Linked DNA regions of Homo sapiens: region 2 is linked to region 1. Evidence: chromatin contacts called from ENCODE Hi-C or POLR2A ChIA-PET data. All regions are on one chromosome and are shown on one strand. The core of a region is the stretch at or near the end of the contact, and the rest is flanking DNA. Distances in the headings are between cores, read along the strand shown.

What was found. A loop is a pair of places that touch in the nucleus more often than their neighbours do. ChIA-PET counts read pairs that join two places held with the same protein, here RNA polymerase II (POLR2A). Pooled maps may share reads with other maps.
Region 2: a pooled map shows a loop between it and region 1 (4-fold over the local background). The contact joins two enhancer-like sites. A Hi-C loop is called at or near these places in 11 of 37 single-sample maps with no recorded cell type and 11 of 50 pooled maps. POLR2A ChIA-PET finds 5 or more read pairs at or near these places in 1 of 52 experiments (MCF 10A).

The regions. Positions count from the first base shown.
Region 1 is chr7:139,913,621-139,917,948 of GRCh38, forward strand. The region is part of intron 4 of TBXAS1 (thromboxane A synthase 1); the gene reads left to right. Among named protein-coding and RNA genes, the nearest start is that of TBXAS1, 87 kb to the left of the region's middle. RefSeq lists enhancers at 85-1,284, 2,186-3,385, 3,288-3,587. Within about 2 kb of position 2,796, at least 22 of the 41 ENCODE cell types and tissues checked have a DNase peak (open chromatin) inside an H3K27ac peak, as active enhancers do.
Region 2 is chr7:139,729,907-139,734,669 of GRCh38, forward strand. The region is part of intron 1 of HIPK2 (homeodomain interacting protein kinase 2); the gene reads right to left. Among named protein-coding and RNA genes, the nearest start is that of HIPK2, 46 kb to the right of the region's middle. Within about 2 kb of position 2,430, at least 29 of the 41 ENCODE cell types and tissues checked have a DNase peak (open chromatin) inside an H3K27ac peak, as active enhancers do.

The sequences.
Region 1 (4,328 bases), core at 1,546-4,045:
CCCTCAGCTTTGATCAATTTATCCTCCAAGCCATTTGTCTGCCGTTTCTAATTTCTTTCACCATCCCCTCACCCACCCCTCCACGCAGACTAGGTCCAGTGCCCCAAACTCCAGAGTAGAGTTCCAATTTTCGTCCTCTTCCACTCAGCACAGGATTAAGCCTTCAGGACTAAGTTCAAGTTCCCTAGACGATATTTAAGGGCCCTTGTGTCTTAGATCCATTGTGTGTGCTCCACCCTGTCTCTCACTGCTCCCCAATACAAATCGTCACTCCAGCCTCTCCCTGCTCACCCTCACCTGCTCTGGAGAGACCTGACCTCTGCCTTGCTCACGCTGACACTGCCTCAGAATTGAAGGCAGTGTAACAGTGGGGCTCATATTGATTATGACGTGAGCTTGAGCACATATCTTTTTTTTTTTTTTTTTGGAGACACGGTCTTGCTCTGTCACCCAGGCTGGAGTTCAGTGGTGTGATCAGAGCTCACTGCAGCCTCAAACTCCTGGGCCCAAGTGATCCTCCCACCTCAGCCTCCTAGGTAGCTGGGACTGCATGTGTGTGCCACCATGCCTGGCTAATTTTAAAAAAAAAAAATTTGGCAGAGATGGGGGTCTTACTATGTCGCCAAGGTTAGTCTCGAGCTCCTGGCCTCAGGTGATCCTCTCACCTTGGCCTCCCAAATTGTTGGGATTATAGCCCTGAGCCACTGTACCTGGCCACATTTCTTAACTTAAAAAAGAGCTGGGGCAGCTCTTTTTAAAAATATCCATGGAAAGTGGAGCTGAATCAACATGACTCAGCAGAAATGGTCACAACCAGTGGCAGAACTTCTTATTCTTGGCCTCCTCTCAAGGCCTGGAGTTGGGGGATATGATCCACCTTACTGGGCTGTCATAAAGCCACATGGGATCATGCATATAACCTCTCCCTCTACACAGTACTTGGCAGGTGACACATTACTGCTTCTCACAAGAAAACCCTCCACCTCTTCCACACCCATCCAAACTCTTGCTGTTCTTCAAGACACTCCTCAGATACTGCCTCCTCCAGGAAGCCTTCCCTGCCTCCATCCACATGCACTTTTCCCCTTCCCTGAACTCTGGCAGCGCTCACCATGTGTGTCACTCGTTGTCACAGTTGATCCCCTTGTGCCTTCCAGTATTTACAGTGAAGGAGGATATGGCTTTCACTCTAGCTTGATTATTAGCTCTTTAAGGCCAAGAACTGTATCTTGTATTTTTTTTAAACCCCATGACATAAACACATATTGACTCTTCAGCATCCAATATATTCTTGTTCCAACTGAATGGAATTTCCATCAACTTGACATTCCTCCCAGAAGAATGAGGTATTACTTGAACCTGGAGTTGCAATATAGTCTTCTTCGTCTCGGTCATTCACAAACACGTAAAAAGACCCATCATAGATAAGATCTCCAGGAAATCCCAGTGTTTATAGTTTTCCATCTGGGAATGCATCCACTTATGTGTAGCTTTGTTTATGGTCTTTAAGCCAATTCCATATCGATGGTAAAACAACCCTTAGTGACTCAATTTTTTAAAAAACAGTCTTTAAAGTGGGATTTTCTCACAGGTTTTTGAAAGTCAAATTAAATTGGGTTCTGTGGTTCCCTCTTATCCATATGCTTATTTATCTGCTCAAAGAACTCAAGGAGATTAGTGAGACGTGATTTCTCCTTACTGACACCACGTTGCCTTCCCTCTAATAGGCCATGTTTACTTAAGCGTTCAGCAATTCAGCTTTATTATACATTCACTCGGTAAACATTAAATGCTTACTCCATGCAGGCTGCTACCAAACGGTCCCTTGTGATACAGAAAATACCTCGGCATATTAGTTTGATAAATTAAGTGAAAAGGAATTTAAATAATGCATGCTCTCATTCTCCAACAGGGAGAGCCCATGTCTGCTCACAAATTCAGGCTTGAGTTACGTTGAGTTTTGTCCCTGGACAGCCTGGTGGAGAAGGGCCCTGATTTGGGAAGCTGGATTTAGCTCTGAAATTTGACATGAGCCGTAAGCATCCCATGAGGGATCCATAGAGCATATTCACTGGAGGTGGGGGTGATGCAACAGGGAGCTCCCTGACATACAACAACATTGAACAAATGTGTGAATTCAAATATCATCCTGTGAAATATTCTTTTCCAAACTCCAGAACACTGGCTGGAGCAGACTGTGGGTTGGATCCGGAGCGGCAGTTCTTAATGTCATGCTTTCCCATTCACAGTTTTTGGGCCTCTGGAGTCTGTGCAATGTCTCTGCTTCATCTTGCTCATTTTCCACGTGGACCTTGTAGGTCTCTATCAATGTCCTCAGTGCTTCCTGAAACTGCTCCATGATGGTGCAACCACAGCTTATCATTAAACCCAAATCAATCTTCTTGGCACTTATAGAAGCTCAGTCGTCCTGGTACATCAGGACTCGGATGTTTCTATTTAGATATTTTCAATGAGCTCTTCTTTGCTGTCAGGTACGGTACCTAATGAAACCATAGGGCAGCTCTTTTTTAAATATCTGTGGAAAATGGAGCTGAGTCCACATGACTCAGCAGAAATGGTCACAACCAGAGGCAGAACTTCTTGTTCTTGGCCTCCTATCAAGGCCTAGAGTTAGGGAGCTGTGGGAAGGGTGATAAGAGGTAAGCCAGTCTTTGGCCCATGTTAGCTTGGTCTGGTCAGATAGGCATGTCAGGGATGTGTCAAAACACTAAGCCTAGTGCTTTGGAGATGTGGGTTCTGGTCTGGAGTGGCAGTATGGAGTGCCATCTCTCAGGTCCTCATGAGCAACACAGAGGTCACCTCTCCAGGCACAGGTCGAGCCACACCACTGACACACAAGAGTCACGTCCAAAGCCATGTGATGGACGTGGTGGGTGGTTTTATCCCGAACCATCAATACCCGGCACCCTGGCTGCCCCAGGTTCAGCCTCTCAGGGGCTGCTTCACTCGCTCTCCACACAGCTGTGAACATTGCAGGATGAGTCACTGTGAAACCACAAACTCCTTGGCATTGGTGAAGATGACTAAAGTTATAGGCAAATTAGTCACTGGAAACCTTCCTGTCCTCTGTATCTGCAGCAGCCTCCTATCGAAGGAAGAAAAGAGTATGTTGGCTCATTGCAGAGCTAATTGGCAAGGAAAGCTCAATTCAGGGCTACAGGTGAGTCAGACGCCCTTGTGCGGGGGCCACAGGGACCCGCCTGCTGGCATCCATTGAGGAGAGAGGGGCCCTTGGCAGACTTGCCATAAAACCGCCCCCCTTGAACTCATTCCTACACCTGTAACCACTGACAGTTTTTGAAAACTGTTCACCTGGAGTTCCTGGTTCTCTTTCTCTTAAATCAAACATTGAGTAAATGAAGACACTCAGATGTTCAAACATGTGCATCAAGATTTTACTTGTGAGAGTGGTTGCCATGCATGACCTAGGGAAGCTCTCATGGCTTCAGTCAAACCTTGCCAACTTTTTTTAGCTGTGCATTTCTTGAGAAAGGTCAACTCACATTACGGGTCTACAGCTCTGAGCAAGGGAGAAGTTCTTCCTGAAAGCACAAACAGACTACAGAGGGCAGTGAAACCAGAAACACAGGTGTGCAACCTCATTTGCCTGCCCCCGTCTCTATTTTGAGGCCTCTTTGTTTTATGTGACCTCCGTCTCCTTCTCTGCCGCAATCTTCTTCTTATAACACCCACTTTCTTCTTTTAATTTCCCCCTCTTCTAAGCCATAGCCCAGTGGTATGGCGAAAGGTCTTTGCTGTGCATAGGAAACCCTCCAATCTGAACTGGAAGCTTCCTGTTGCAGGATGGGCTGCCCCATTGGAATTCCCAGGTGACAGTCGCAATGGGATGCCTGTCCCCTGCAGGTCTCCCATTTCACCTGCTTTTCTAATGTCTGGACATGGCTAAGTCCTAGAAAAGCCAGATCCATGGCATTACATTTAATCAGTACAACACACTGAGCTTCGTTTCCAACATGGTAGCTAAGTTTTAATTCTAACATCTTTAAAAGTACTGAGTGTCTTGTGATGCCTTGGGAACACAGGAATAGTGTTAAGTGGTGTTGATTCTCAATGCTCAAATGTACTTCTCTCTGCCTTGCAGAGATTTTTCTAAAATTTCAAGACCTTGTTGAAAATGATTTCATATTTTTGTGTCTTACTAGACTCTTGGTTCAGCAGGAAGCTATCTTTATATATTTTTTTAACAAAAAGAAATTAGTAAAAGCTTGCTCTGATATTTATGCCATATTTCCCTAACTTTTGTCGTGGCAGAAGTAGAAATAAGTGTGTAAACCAGGAGATTAATA
Region 2 (4,763 bases), core at 1,180-3,679, 180 kb before region 1:
ACTTCCTAACATGACATACCAATGTCCCTCCATTCACTACTGGTTCAAAATCCTCACTGACCACCTCAAGAGACAAGTAAACCAGACCTGCAGCAGATACTGAGGAGGCCAGGTGTGTGCCTGGCAACGGAAGGTAAGCCTCAGATGGACTTTTCCTATCCTTTAGAAATGTTTGGTAAAGTCTAAATCAAGACTAAAAATCTGGTAGGCTTTTTCTCTTCTGAGCAAGAGTGAATTTGTTAGCCTTAAATGTCTGGTACTATGTTGGTAAAGTAAAATGATGCGTTTTACTAGCCAAACACCCATTTCCGGCCCAGTCCACAGCTGAGGTGCCTTTTTGAGCTACCTCAGGTTCTACTTCAGAAATGTTTGTGGCACACAGAATCAGAACTGGAAATCTACTCTATTCTTTCCCATTTTGGTGTTCTTGTTACCATGTCACTGCAATTTTTTCTCTCTTTTTTTTTTTTTGGAGACAAAGTCTCACTCTGTCGCCCAGGCTGGAGTGCAGTGGTGAGATCTCGGCTCACTGCAACCTCCACCTCCCAGGTTCAAGCAATTCTCCTGCCTCAGCCTCCCGAGTAGTGGGGATTACAGGCATGAGCCAACATGCCCGGCTAATTTTTGTATTTTTAGTAGAGATGGGGTTTCACCATGTTGGCCAGGCTGGTCTCAAACTCCTGACCTCTGGTGATCCACCTGCCTTGGCTTCCCAAAGTGCTAGGATTATAGGCATGAGCCATCGCACCTGGCCCTAATTTTCATTTAAACTAAAAACTGTGTAGATTCTATTACTATGTGTCCTCCCAAAAGATATGTTAAGTCCTAACCCCCAGTACCTGTGAATGTGATCTTTTTTGGAAATGGGGTCTTTTCAGAGGTAATCAAGTTACAATAAATTCATTAAGGTGAGCCGTAATCCCATATGACTGGTGTCCTTGTAAGAGGAGACACAGACATACACACAGAGTGCGGGCCACACATCGACAGAGGCAGAGACTGGAGCAATGCAGCTGTAACCCAAGGGATGCCCAGCATTGTTGGGAGCCATCAGAAGCCGAGAGAAGGCAAGAAGGGGATTTACCTGGAGTCTTCGAGGGAACGTGGCCCTGCCAACTCCTCCAAAACTGTGAGAGAAGACATTTCTGTTGTTTTAGGCCACCTATTAATAGTTTGTGTTAATTTGTTACAGTCACCCTATGAAACTAGTACCCTCTGCAAAATAAGTCAGGATGTATTTCATTGAAAAGGCATGTCTGTACTCAAGCTATGATAAAGTATTTATAACAATCGCAAAGTGACGCTGGCCAAATGGCAGGTTGCCCTCTCAGCCTCCCGGCCTGTGTCTGTGGCCTCTTGGTTAAAAAGCAACAGAAGCATCTACAGCTTTACTCCCACGTTTTAGTCTTAATTCCTGCCAGGGCACTATACACCTCCTCTCCTTATGCAAATATATTTGTTCATTGTGATTGAGGTTTGACTTCAAAACAACAAAATTTCTAAGGAAGGCATCTAAAGTTCGATCTGTTCTCATCAGTGACGTCCACAGTTAAGAGGCCACAGACGGCACTTCCTCAAACCTGCCTTTTCTAAACCTCAACTTCTTGCTGAGTTATACAAAGGAACCAGGACAAAGGGCCGCCAAATGGGTTCTGCGCTCAGTGCAACACCTGTTTGCACACCCCTTGTACTCATGTTTATGTATTTCTTTGAGCATTTCTCTCACAGGCTGTTCTCTAACTGCAAAGAAAACTTTGTGAAAGATGTTTTGCAGACACAGTGATGCCGGGGATGTGAGATGCAGATAACCCTTTCCCCCAGGCTCTCTTTAAATACAGGATTCATTTCATCCCCTTCTTAAAGCACAATAATCCATCCTTCTTACTTGATTTAAATAGCAACTGCTATTTACAACAGGAGCTCCATGTTACAACTGTTTTGTTCCTTGGAGAATTGTTTCATTCCCCTCAGTTGCCTTTAACTGACACCTGACTAAACTCAATTAGGGATCACTTCGGGAAAGGTACCACCTCCACAACTCGCAGGGAGAGGGAAGAGCAGGAAGAAACGAAAGGAAGAAAGCTGGAGTGTGGGGAAAGTTGGCACGGATGCTGAGAGGAAAAGGAAAAAGAAACTAAAGATGAGAAAAAGGTGAGAAAAGAGAAGGCAAGTGAAATTATATTGGAGCACACTAAGAATAATAAAGTAGCATTGTAATGTGCTTTGTAAACTATAAAGCATAATAAAAATGCAATGTGGTATTATTTGCAATATTTAAATAGGTGCTTTTGTGTGTGTGTTTGTGGATATGAAAATCAGCTGGTACAGGGATCCCTTGGCAGGGCAACCAGTGGCCCATTCTAAGCTGTGCAAATTAAAGTGGGTTCTTTGGTCTGTTGCAAGGACATTTTTCTACTGTGAGTCACTGTCATCAAGCCAGTCCTGGCGTTATTACCCAACAACTCCATGGCACGGAGCCACTTACACCCAGTGCTGGGAGGAGGTGCCCACTCAGATAATACTGGTTCTTGTAGCGGGGCGCCTTCCCCACGTACATCTAAGATGTCTGATAGCTCTCCTATGTCTTGCTTTAAAACAGACAGGATGGCATTTGGTGATGTAGGCCATCCCTATCTTCATAGGGGTCTGTATTCCAAGAGCTAATTTTCAGATTGTTTCTGCATTCTCAACAACTAGGTCAGATGCCAGTGCTGCCCTTTCTAGCTCTGTGATCTCAGCAAGTTACTTAACCCCTTTCTGCCTCAATCCCCTCATCTCTAAAGTGGAGACAGTAATCATATTTCATAGGGTCCTTGTGAGGAGTAAATGAACATATATATATATAACTATATATAACATATATTATATATGACATTATATAACATATAATATATATAACATATTATATATATATGTGTGTGTGTGTGTGTGTGTGTGTATAAAATAGTGAGTCCCTGATATGGTTTGGATCAGTGTCCCCACCCAAATCTTAAATTGTAATCCCCAGTGTTGGAGGTGGGGCCTGGTGGGAGGTGACTGGATCATGCGGGTGGTTTCTCAAGAATGGTTTAGCACCATTCATCTTGGTACTGTCCTTGCAACGGGAGTGAGTTTTCTTGTGAGATCTGGTGGCTTAAAAGTGTGTGGCACCTCCCCCCTCACTCTCTCTTGCTCCTGCTCTGGCCATGTGAAAGGCTGGCTCCTCCTTCACCTTCCACCATGACTGTAAGTTTCCTGAGGCCTCCCCAGAAACTGAGCAGATGCTAGCATCATGCTTCTTGTACAGCCTGCAGAACCAGAAGCCAATTAAACCTCTTTTCTTTATAAATTACCCAGACTCAGGTATTTCTTTATAGCAATGCAAGAATGGACTAATACAGTCCTAAACAAGCGTTTAGTGAAAACTGAGGGGAGGGTGGTCAGCTAGCTCCCAGAGGCCTAGCTAACACAGAATAGAATTTACTTTCAAAGCTTCTGCATCTCTTTTCCATGTAACATTTTAACCAAAAGCACTATCCTTGGTCATAACTGAGACCCAGTTTCTATGTACAATATGCTTATTGCAGATTTGTATCTACTGTATAAACAATGATCTCAACTTTTTTGATTAAGCACTTAATCAGGGGAAAAGAGAACACTCCTGATATATGTGATTTTTATAATTAAAAATAATCTATGTTTTACTTTCCAATACAGTATTGTTAACCAAAAACACAAATATAGAAAAATTTAAAGGATAAAGTGAGATAAAATATACATATTCAAATTTTCTTCTGTATCCTAATACGTTGTCTTGCACCCATTACTTTGAAAAGCTGTGCTGTAATTCAGGTAAGCTAAGCCATGTAACTTAGAATTAGTCTTGGCCAAATGATCCACCTTGGACAATAAGAAGTACGCAAGAAGTAGCATTCTCAGGCAAAAGCCTTTCCGGCCAGTGTGTGACTCCTCTTTCCCTTATATTACGGTAACCAACCATGGTCTGGGGAGGAGCAGCTCCTTTGCCTGGTCAGTGAAAGAGGGTAACAAAGAGCAGAGACCCCAGCTGACCCAAGATGTGGCGCAAGTGTGAAGCAAACCTCTGTTGTTTGTTACTGCTGTACAACTTAGGCCATCCTAACCAGTGCTGGAATATTCGTTAATGCTGCCATCCCTAATGAGTCACAATTAACGTGGTTTAGTGTAATTCTATTGTGAGGCACAGCATGCTCACCTAGCAAAACCAGAGCACACGTTTTTAAAGACAACGTTAAAATTCCGAAATAGTTCAGTCCCTTTCTTCCATGTTTTAGCATCACTTCCATTCCCCAGGAGAATGCTTCAGGAGATCAATGTGTCAAATGATGAAACTACTCTCATCACCACCAGTGTTAGTGATTTCAAGTGTGCACGTACTAATCCCCCACCTAATAACTTTTCTGAACAAGTGGAAGGCACGGGATCTTCAGTGACAAATGCTCTGGTTTGGTTTGCAAACTTTGACGCAAATCACTCTCTGGTGACTAAAATTGGAAGATGCCCTACAGGAGTCTGGCACTGCTGCATACAGGCCTAAGTGCCCCCATGGGAGAATCAGCTTTTACCCTGGGCTGATGTTTTCTCTGGGAAAAATGGACTTTCCACACCCTGCCCCCTAAATGCATTCCCATGCTCCATGACGCCACGGTTGTGCTCTTGGTAAAGAATATTTAAGTTCTGACATCATGATAACCATGGGTATTATTCATGGTAAGCTCACAAGCCTGGGAAGGCACATTCTGTAC